Regions from separate parts of the Homo sapiens genome. Here region 2 is linked to region 1. A link is an interaction called in ENCODE POLR2A ChIA-PET data of the cell type or tissue named here. Cell type or tissue: K562. All regions are shown on one strand.

Region 1 (4,000 bases):
GATCCTACCCATGATCCTACCCATGGGCGCGGTGGCTGATGCCTGTATTCCCAGCACTTTGGGAGGCCAAGGCAGGTGGATCACTTGAGGTCAGGAGTTCAAGACCAGCCTGGTCAACATGGTGAAACCCTGTCTCTGCTAAAAATACAAAAATTCGTAGGGCGTGGTGGCATGCGCCTGTAATCCCAGCTATTCTGGAGGCTGAGGTGAGAATCGCTTGGACCCAGGAGATGGAAGTTGCAGTGAGCCAAGATCGTACCATTGCACTCCAGCCTGGGTGACAGAGTGAGACTCCATCTAAAAAAAAAGAAAGAAAAGGAAAGGAAAGAAAAGAAAAGAAAAGAGATCCCACCTGTGCACCCATTGAAGACCAGTGCACCGTGTGCATGGGGGCCCCCAGACAGGCCTGCGGCTGAGTCCTGGCCCTGCCACCTTCTAACAGGGTGTCCCTGGGCAGGTGTCTTACCCTCTCTGTGCCTCAGCAGGAGAAGTCATAATAACAGAAATAATGGCGATGTTGCCTGGCCAGTGAGCCCTGTGCCCTCCTGGCCATCCCCGTCTCTTGATCTCTCCCTGACTCTGTCTGCAGGGTACCCCCTCTGCAGAAGGCCTCCCTCACCCTCCCCTGCCTCACTGGGTCTGTGCTCCCATCACTGCCCGCGCCCTTAAACCCGGGACCCTCTTTACCGTTCCACCTTCACTAGCACGGCGGGTCCCTGAAAGCAGCCCCTGCTCTGCACCCCGTTCTTTTCTCGGGGCCTGTGGCAGTGCCTGCACGCCAGCTGAACTCGGCAGACATAACTGAGCACAGAAAGTGTCCTGTGCAGTAAGTTTACTTTCAACAATTTTTCAGAGAGGTGTGTAACTTCTCCAAGAGTACACAGCCGGAAAAAGGCAGAATTTGAACTGGCCTCCTCCTAGGAGTTGGCTCTTCTTGTTCCATGAATCTCAGAGCCAGCTGCACATGAGGAGAGGCGCCTGTGTGTGCTTCTGTCTGTGGGACGGGGCGGCTACAGGCATGAGCTCCAGGGGCAGGGACCCTGAACTGGCGAATACCGTGCTGTCATTGTGGAACCAGAGGGTGAGAGCCCCTTGTCTCTCCCAAAGGGTCCCCTTCCTCCTCTAGGCAACCCTAACATCTTGTACAAAATGCTACCAGTAAGCGCAGTGGGGAGGCTATAATTAGGGCAGCCCAGATTTACTGGGTAGACTAGGAGACCCTGGCGAATTTCACCCCTCTGAGCAAAGGCCCTGTCACCTGGCCATTGGAGGCAATAAGACCCGCCCCCACCCCCATCTGATGATCGCACTTCCGCTACAAGCTCTCTGACAAAGGGTGGCCCACCCTCGGCTTGCACATGTCCAGTGGCTGGGAACCGCTCTACTTCCCCAGGGTGACAGATGGTGAGCAGTGACTTCTAATAGGTAGCTTCGATCCCAACCCCGCCAGGAGGCTGAATCCCTTTGGGCCCCAAGAACTGGAGAGCTCCACAAATTCGAACAACTCAGAGCGAGCGAGCTGTTTTCTCCTGAACATTGAGAGAGCTTGCTTGTTTGGGAAGACAGATTCAAAGGCAGATTCTTCGCTGGCAGAGTTATTTCTTTGGCAGTTATCTGCCTTGAGCAGAAGTGGCTTTGGGACACCCAGACAGCCCTGCAGGCTTGTGAGCCCAGATAAATGTCAAGTCCACGCCCACGGTAGGCTACGACAAAACACCCTGGGTGGAGGAGGCGAGTTTAGAGGTGGCTACTGCGACACTGAAGACAATTTTCTTCCCCAAACGAGTTGGGTTGTTCTCGTGTGATCCTAGCCAGATGGCAAGAAGATACCACTAAGGGCATTTAGAGAAAATCTTAAACGATTTTGTTTGACTTTAAAAAATCCATTCTCGGAGCTCAGCAAATGAAGTCGTTTTTCTTTCCTGCTTTTTTTTTTTTTTTTTAACTCTGATGTCATTTTGTTTTTTCTCAAAAATTTTTCACATTACAAACATCGTGTGTGTCTATTGTAGATAGCATGAAAAACTCAGTGCAACATAAAGAACAAAATAAAAATAATCTTCGATCCATCACCCAGAAACAACTGCTGTTATAATAACGTTTGGATGAACTCTGTTTCTCATCAGTAGAGTTATACTTTTATCACTTTTTTTATTTTTTATTTATTTATTTTTTGAGACAGAGTCTCACTATTTTGCCCAGGCTGGAGTGCAGTGGTGTAATCTAGGCTCACCGCAACCTCCGCCTCCCAGGTTCAAGCGATTCTCATGCCTCACCCTCCCGAGTAGCTGGGACTACAGGTGTGCACCACCATGCCTGGCTAATTTTTGTATTTTTCGTAGAGACAGGGTTTCACTGTGTTGGCCGGGCTGGTCTCAAACTCCTGGCCTCAAGCAATCCGCCCACCTTGGCTTCTCAAAGTGCTGGGATTACAGCCGTGAACCACCACGCCTGGCCAAGTTATACTTTTAAAAAAAGAGTACATAGGTTCACAGAATAGGCAGTGAGAAAACAAAATTTAAAAAATGAAACAAAGAGCACATTCTATCTCTTCTATCCACTGCATCTGAAGGACAGAGCTGCCAATGAGACGGACAAGGTCTACCCTCTTAGAGCTTGCAGCTTAGAGGGGAGACAGAAAATAAACATATAAGTTAACATTCGGATTGTTTCCAATTTTCCTCTGTTACAAACACCACTGCAGTGATTTTAGCCAAGTGTCTGAATACTCATGCGTTGATTGCCTGAGAAACTCTCTAAAAGTGGGATTTATGAGATGGGTTTTTTGCATTCCATAAAAAATCTCTGTAATGATCACCTTTATGCATATTTGTATGAAAATTATGTTGATATTATCTGATAAGTACCTCTTCTGCCTGCATTAGACACTTTTCAATATAGATTTTTTAGATCAGAAGGGATTTTACAGGGTTTCTGTCTAGGCGAACCCCTCATCCCTCTCCAGCATCACAGCTTACATAACCCCAGGAATGGAGAGCTCACTCCTTCCTCAGAAAGTTCATTCTATTTGCATGGCTCTGCCTCTGGGAAACGTTCCTTTATATTGACATAAAACAGATCCTCCTGGGCTTCCACTAGTGACCCCGGTTCCTGAGCCTGCACAGAGCAGATCCAGGCCTCATCCCCGCACCCACCCTGCTGGGCTGGAGGTCAGCTCCACAGCCCCTCGAGGTCCTCCCTTTATGCGCACTGCTTGCCTGGCTCTCACCCACTGCTGAACGGCAGTTCCTTTCTTGGGACTCCACTCCAGGACTGCCTCGCCTCCCCCAGGGAGGCTTCCCTGACCACCCCTCCCCAGGGAGTAGTGGGCTCTGCACCTGGCCTCTGTCCCTGCCTCCATGGAAGCCCTTCTCATGGCCTGCCCCCCCTCCCTGGGCTGCACCCTGCCACAGGGCCATCTCTGCAGGCAGCAGGCACTGGATGAAAACCTGTTGCATGAATGAGTGGAGGACGGGATTCTAGTGTCTGTATCTCTGACAACTTCCGTGACTGCGGCATTCCCTGTGTTGGATGCAGGCCACTGTCCTCCACTGTAAAATGGACACACAATCAGCTTTCTGCTCTTGTTGGTCCACTTGTTAGTTTACTTAACAAGAAGTGCTCACTCAACAAGTCCTGGGAGCCCACACTGTCCTGGGAACTGAGGACACAGGGCAAGCAGGGCAGGACAGGTCCTGGCCCCGGGGTGCTCCAAGTCTAATGGAAATAGGTAAATAAGCATTAGCTCCATCAGTGAGGTCTAGAAAGGAGCTATGCAGGCACTGGACAGAGAATTCCAGGGAAGCAGCTCCTAATGTGGCGGGGGCAGCCACCCAAGGAAGTGGGTGTTCCAGCGGAGGACGATCCAAATGCGGCGGGGCAGCTGCCCAGGGAAGTGGGTGTTCCAGCGGAGGGCGATCTTCACGTGAAAAAGCCAGGGGCAGGATTCCAGGCCCAGGGAACAGCAGGTGTGAAGGTCTTGAGGTGGGACAAAGCCAGG
Region 2 (4,000 bases), 140 kb before region 1:
TGCACTCTAAGACCTCTTCAGAAAGGCCTTGCCTGTCCTGTGAGATTACTTAGTGCTACTCAGGGGGAGCAAGGAAGGTGCCCCAGCCAGAACTCTCTCCATCACCTCCCTAAGGCGCTATTGAAGATAAGTGGATTTAGAGGTTAACAGGTTCTTATTTGAGAAAGAAAAAGCTCTTTGCAGGAATGATCAGTTTAAATACACTGCTTATCTTTTCATCCTTTCTTGAGGATTAAGATCAAGAAAGGGAGTGAGTTCATGGTGGGGGATGGGACAGGTCAGGGAAAGCAGGCTAGAGGGGCCAGGAACCTGGGAGCAGGGGCAGCATGAACCAAGACGAGTTTAGATCCCAGCAGAACCCGACTGTAAGCTTCCTGAGGGGCGGGACCACGTCTTCCTCATCTTTGCATTCCCAAGTATGGGGCCCCGCACAAAGCAGATACTCAGTGTCTGCTGACGTGAAGAAAAGTTTCCGCCAGGCCAACAGTCTCTGACTATCTCATACATCATTTCTTCTCTCTCTTGCTGAAACCACTGTGAAGGGCACACCAGTTTCTACCATAAATTTGGGAGTCTTTTTTCTGCATCCTCCATTTGAATGTCAATTCCTATGGCAGGGACTTATTTGTCCCGTTTTATACTAAACATATTCAAGGAATATGCATCTTGTTATGACATCTCTCCACTCATTTATAACTTTTAGGCTGGATCATGCTATATTCATCTAATACATCATCGAATGTATTAATTCAACTTCTGCTGTGGCTGGGAATGAAAAGAATGAAGAGACAATGGAGGAAGCTGAAAGCGGATCAGAAGGTCGCTGTCATGGACAGGCAGGCACAGCAGCGGCCTCAGTGCTGCCCTCCCTTTCCTGCCAGGCATCCTCTCAGCTCACTCTCTTACCTCTAAGTATTTCCTTAAATTGCACCTTGGCGAGGAAGCCTGCTCTCACACCGCCCATAACACAGCAAACTCCTGCCATCACTCCCAAACCCAATGCCCCTCGTCCAGCGATCCTCCTTTCCAACAGCATTTATATTGTAACACACTATATAACTTAACATGTTTATTGTCAGCTCCCCAAGGTGGGATGTGACTCCACCAGCACCAAGAGCTTTGTTACTTATTCCCAGCACCAAGAATAGTACCTGGCCGAGCAGGTACATAAGAAATACTTGATGAATGAATGAAACAGTGAAAAGAAGACATAAACTTAATCCAAAAAGCCTAACCAGAAATGTTTTTAGCAACAGATGTAAAATTGAGAAATTCTTTAGAAGGTGGAAGCTGGGTGAAGGAAACAAAGGCTTCACAGCTGTAAATTCTCACAGAATACTCCTAGTTTGGGTAAAGAGAAAGGTGCTTGGTTTTAGTTTTACTCTGGGAATCTTGCCCCTTTGCCACAATCAGCTCTCATTTGGGTCACACCAGGAAAAGCAAGACTTCCATGTACCTTGTTCTCTGGGAAGGAAGAAATGAAACATCAATGAAGAGATACTGAGTGCAACAGAGACAAACAAGAGACACAGAACTGCTGGTCTAAGTCTTCCTCAGTTCACAGAGGTGCAGAGTGGTGGAAAATGCTTTGCCTGTCCCCCACACTGGGATCTGGGGCAGCTGTCTCACCTCTCAGAGCCTATGTGTCTTTAGAAGTGGGGAAAATAACCTACCGCATGAGGTCTACATGGGCATCCAGTAGGATAGTGGTGACAGAAGCCTCTACATAGATGTGCCGGGTGGCACATCACCAGCATGACCCCTGACCCTCACTCCTTCTTTACTCATCAGAGCCTTCCTGTCCCTCCAGACCTGCTGACCTCCACAGCACAGTGAGCTCCTCTCCTGAGTGGACTGAAATTCCCTGAAGACAGCAAGTAAGCCTTTTGCTTATTTTCTGTGCCTCAAGGTGCTTGGTACTAAGTTGGCAACCAAAGAAACGACAAGAACATTTTCACCACAAATGTATGTCCAGATACCAAGGCACACTGTGCTTCATCTGTGCTACTCTTAACCGTATGGCTTATACTCCAGAGACCGTGAGATCCCTGTTCACAGCTGCCCTGCACACATCAGCAGATTCAAATCTCTTTACCCTTGCTTCTGCTGTTCCTTCTGCCTGGACTGCCCTGCCTCCGTCCTTCTACTCTGGACACTCAGATATGCTCAAGAAACCTTCCTCAACCTTCACAGGCTGGAAGGGTTCTCCTGCAGGTTCCCACAGCATTCTGTGCTCCCCTCCACCATTCTACCTACAGCACCTAAAACTGCATTGGTCAAATGCCCTAAAACATAAAGAACTGACTAGGTAGATTACGGTATATCCATACGATGGAATAGTGTGCAGAAAATAAAAAAAGGAAGGGTGATTACAATAAAGTACCATTTCAGCAAAAAGAAAAAATAGGAAGAAATACATGTGAACATTTACTTGTTAATACGCGCAAAAAATATCCTTGGAGAATACATCAGAACTCACACTAGTGGTTGCCGCTGGGGAGGAAACCTTTCACTGTGTATGTACACATACACTTGTAACTTCTGAATTTGAACCATATGAATAAATTACCTATTTCAGTTAAAATAAGTAACATGGTACAAGTTGGTCATCTTCACTACGCTGAATTCTGTATGGGCAAGGACAAAGTCTTATTCATCCAGGACACCTACTTTAGCAACAGGCATGTAAACAGGTACTCACTAAATGTTTGCTGAATTGAACTAAACTTTTGAAAATAATCATATTATTTTCATGCTCTTAGACACCAGTTCTATCGGAAATCCTACATTTTCATCATCTAAGTCTGAAACAGATGGGGTTCTACTGATCTTTAAACAGGCCTCCCAGATTGCTTCCTGAAAAGACTGTACTGACTCAGGAAAAGGGCCGGAAGCACATCCTCTTAAAAGCACCTTTCAGACTGACCAAGCAATGTGACAGAACAGAAAGATACAGGTTCTAGTCCCAGGCTGGCCCCAAACTGTCCCTTCAGGTCACTCAGCCTCCTGCACATCTCAGATGAATCTATGAAGTAAGCTTCAACCTGGCTTCTAAAGTATAACAATGCTGCCGAGAGAGCAGTGCTGACAACATCTAAACTATCAGACAATCCCAAAATGTCCTCTGGGAATTTTTTTGGCAGCTAAGACCTTTCAAGGAAACCCGGAATTCTGATAACACATAAATACATCAACATACTAGAAAGCGAAGGAATATGGTAGTGGTATGATGTAGAATCTTGCTTCTTTCCTCTTTTTCTTTCTTCCCAATCTGGAACCAGGTGAAATACAAAGTACATAAAGGAATATTTAAGGATGAAAAATGGGGCAATAAACAAACAGATAAAGGCTAACAATATTATTGGGTTTTTTCTTAGCAGTGTTTCAATGGGATTAAATTCATCCTCTACGGGTCTCTAGGTAGCTGATTAGAGCAGTGCCTCTCAAGTCGCCTGGGGGCTTCCTAGAATCACAGGCAAGCAGTCCCACACCTGGGCACTCTGATGCGACAAATAAGTAAGGCATGGTCCACAGCCACAAGGAGCTTATAGTCCAGGATATAAATAACTCATGAGAAATGAAAAATGCAATCAAAAAGAGGCATAAAGTGCATGAAAATTAAGAGAGGGGCAAAATTAATTCTGATGCAGAGTGGGGCTGGAGCAGGGGAGAGAGGGAATTAGGGAAAGTGTCAGTGAAGGAGGTGGTATATGAAATAAGTCTCATGGTATGGGTAGGATTTGGATGTGCAATGGTGGGTAGGGTGTGCAGGACAGTTGGGAGGAAGTGCAACACTCATCTGCTCTCTGGCCACAGGTGGCATGGCTTCTAAACACCTCCATCTCTTTTTTTCAATAAGCTGGGCCGGACGCGGTGGCTCACGCCTGTAATCCCAACACTTTGGGAGGCCAAGGCAGGTGGATCACTTGAAGTTAGGAGTTCAAGACCAGCCTGGCCAACCTGGTAAAACCCCGTCTCTACTAAAAATACAAATAATTAG

What was found. ChIA-PET counts read pairs that join two places held together with the same protein. Peaks named below come from ENCODE experiments on the same cell type or tissue, not always from the same donor. Only the 100,000 strongest peaks of a DNase experiment are listed, where the experiment ranks them.
Region 2: POLR2A ChIA-PET joins it to region 1 with 5 read pairs; 14 of 35 experiments call an interaction of 5 or more read pairs at or near these places.

The regions. Positions count from the first base shown.
Region 1 is chr4:6,728,445-6,732,444 of GRCh38, reverse strand. No RefSeq gene overlaps it. Among named protein-coding and RNA genes, the nearest start is that of BLOC1S4, 14 kb to the right of the region's middle. RefSeq lists an enhancer at 1-312. In K562, no CTCF peak of the experiment used is centred here; DNase peaks (open chromatin) are centred at 1,324 and 1,684; H3K4me3 peaks cover 1,068 bases.
Region 2 is chr4:6,865,463-6,869,462 of GRCh38, reverse strand. The region is part of intron 7 of KIAA0232; the gene reads right to left. Among named protein-coding and RNA genes, the nearest start is that of TBC1D14, 42 kb to the left of the region's middle. In K562, no CTCF peak of the experiment used is centred here; no DNase peak of the experiment used is centred here.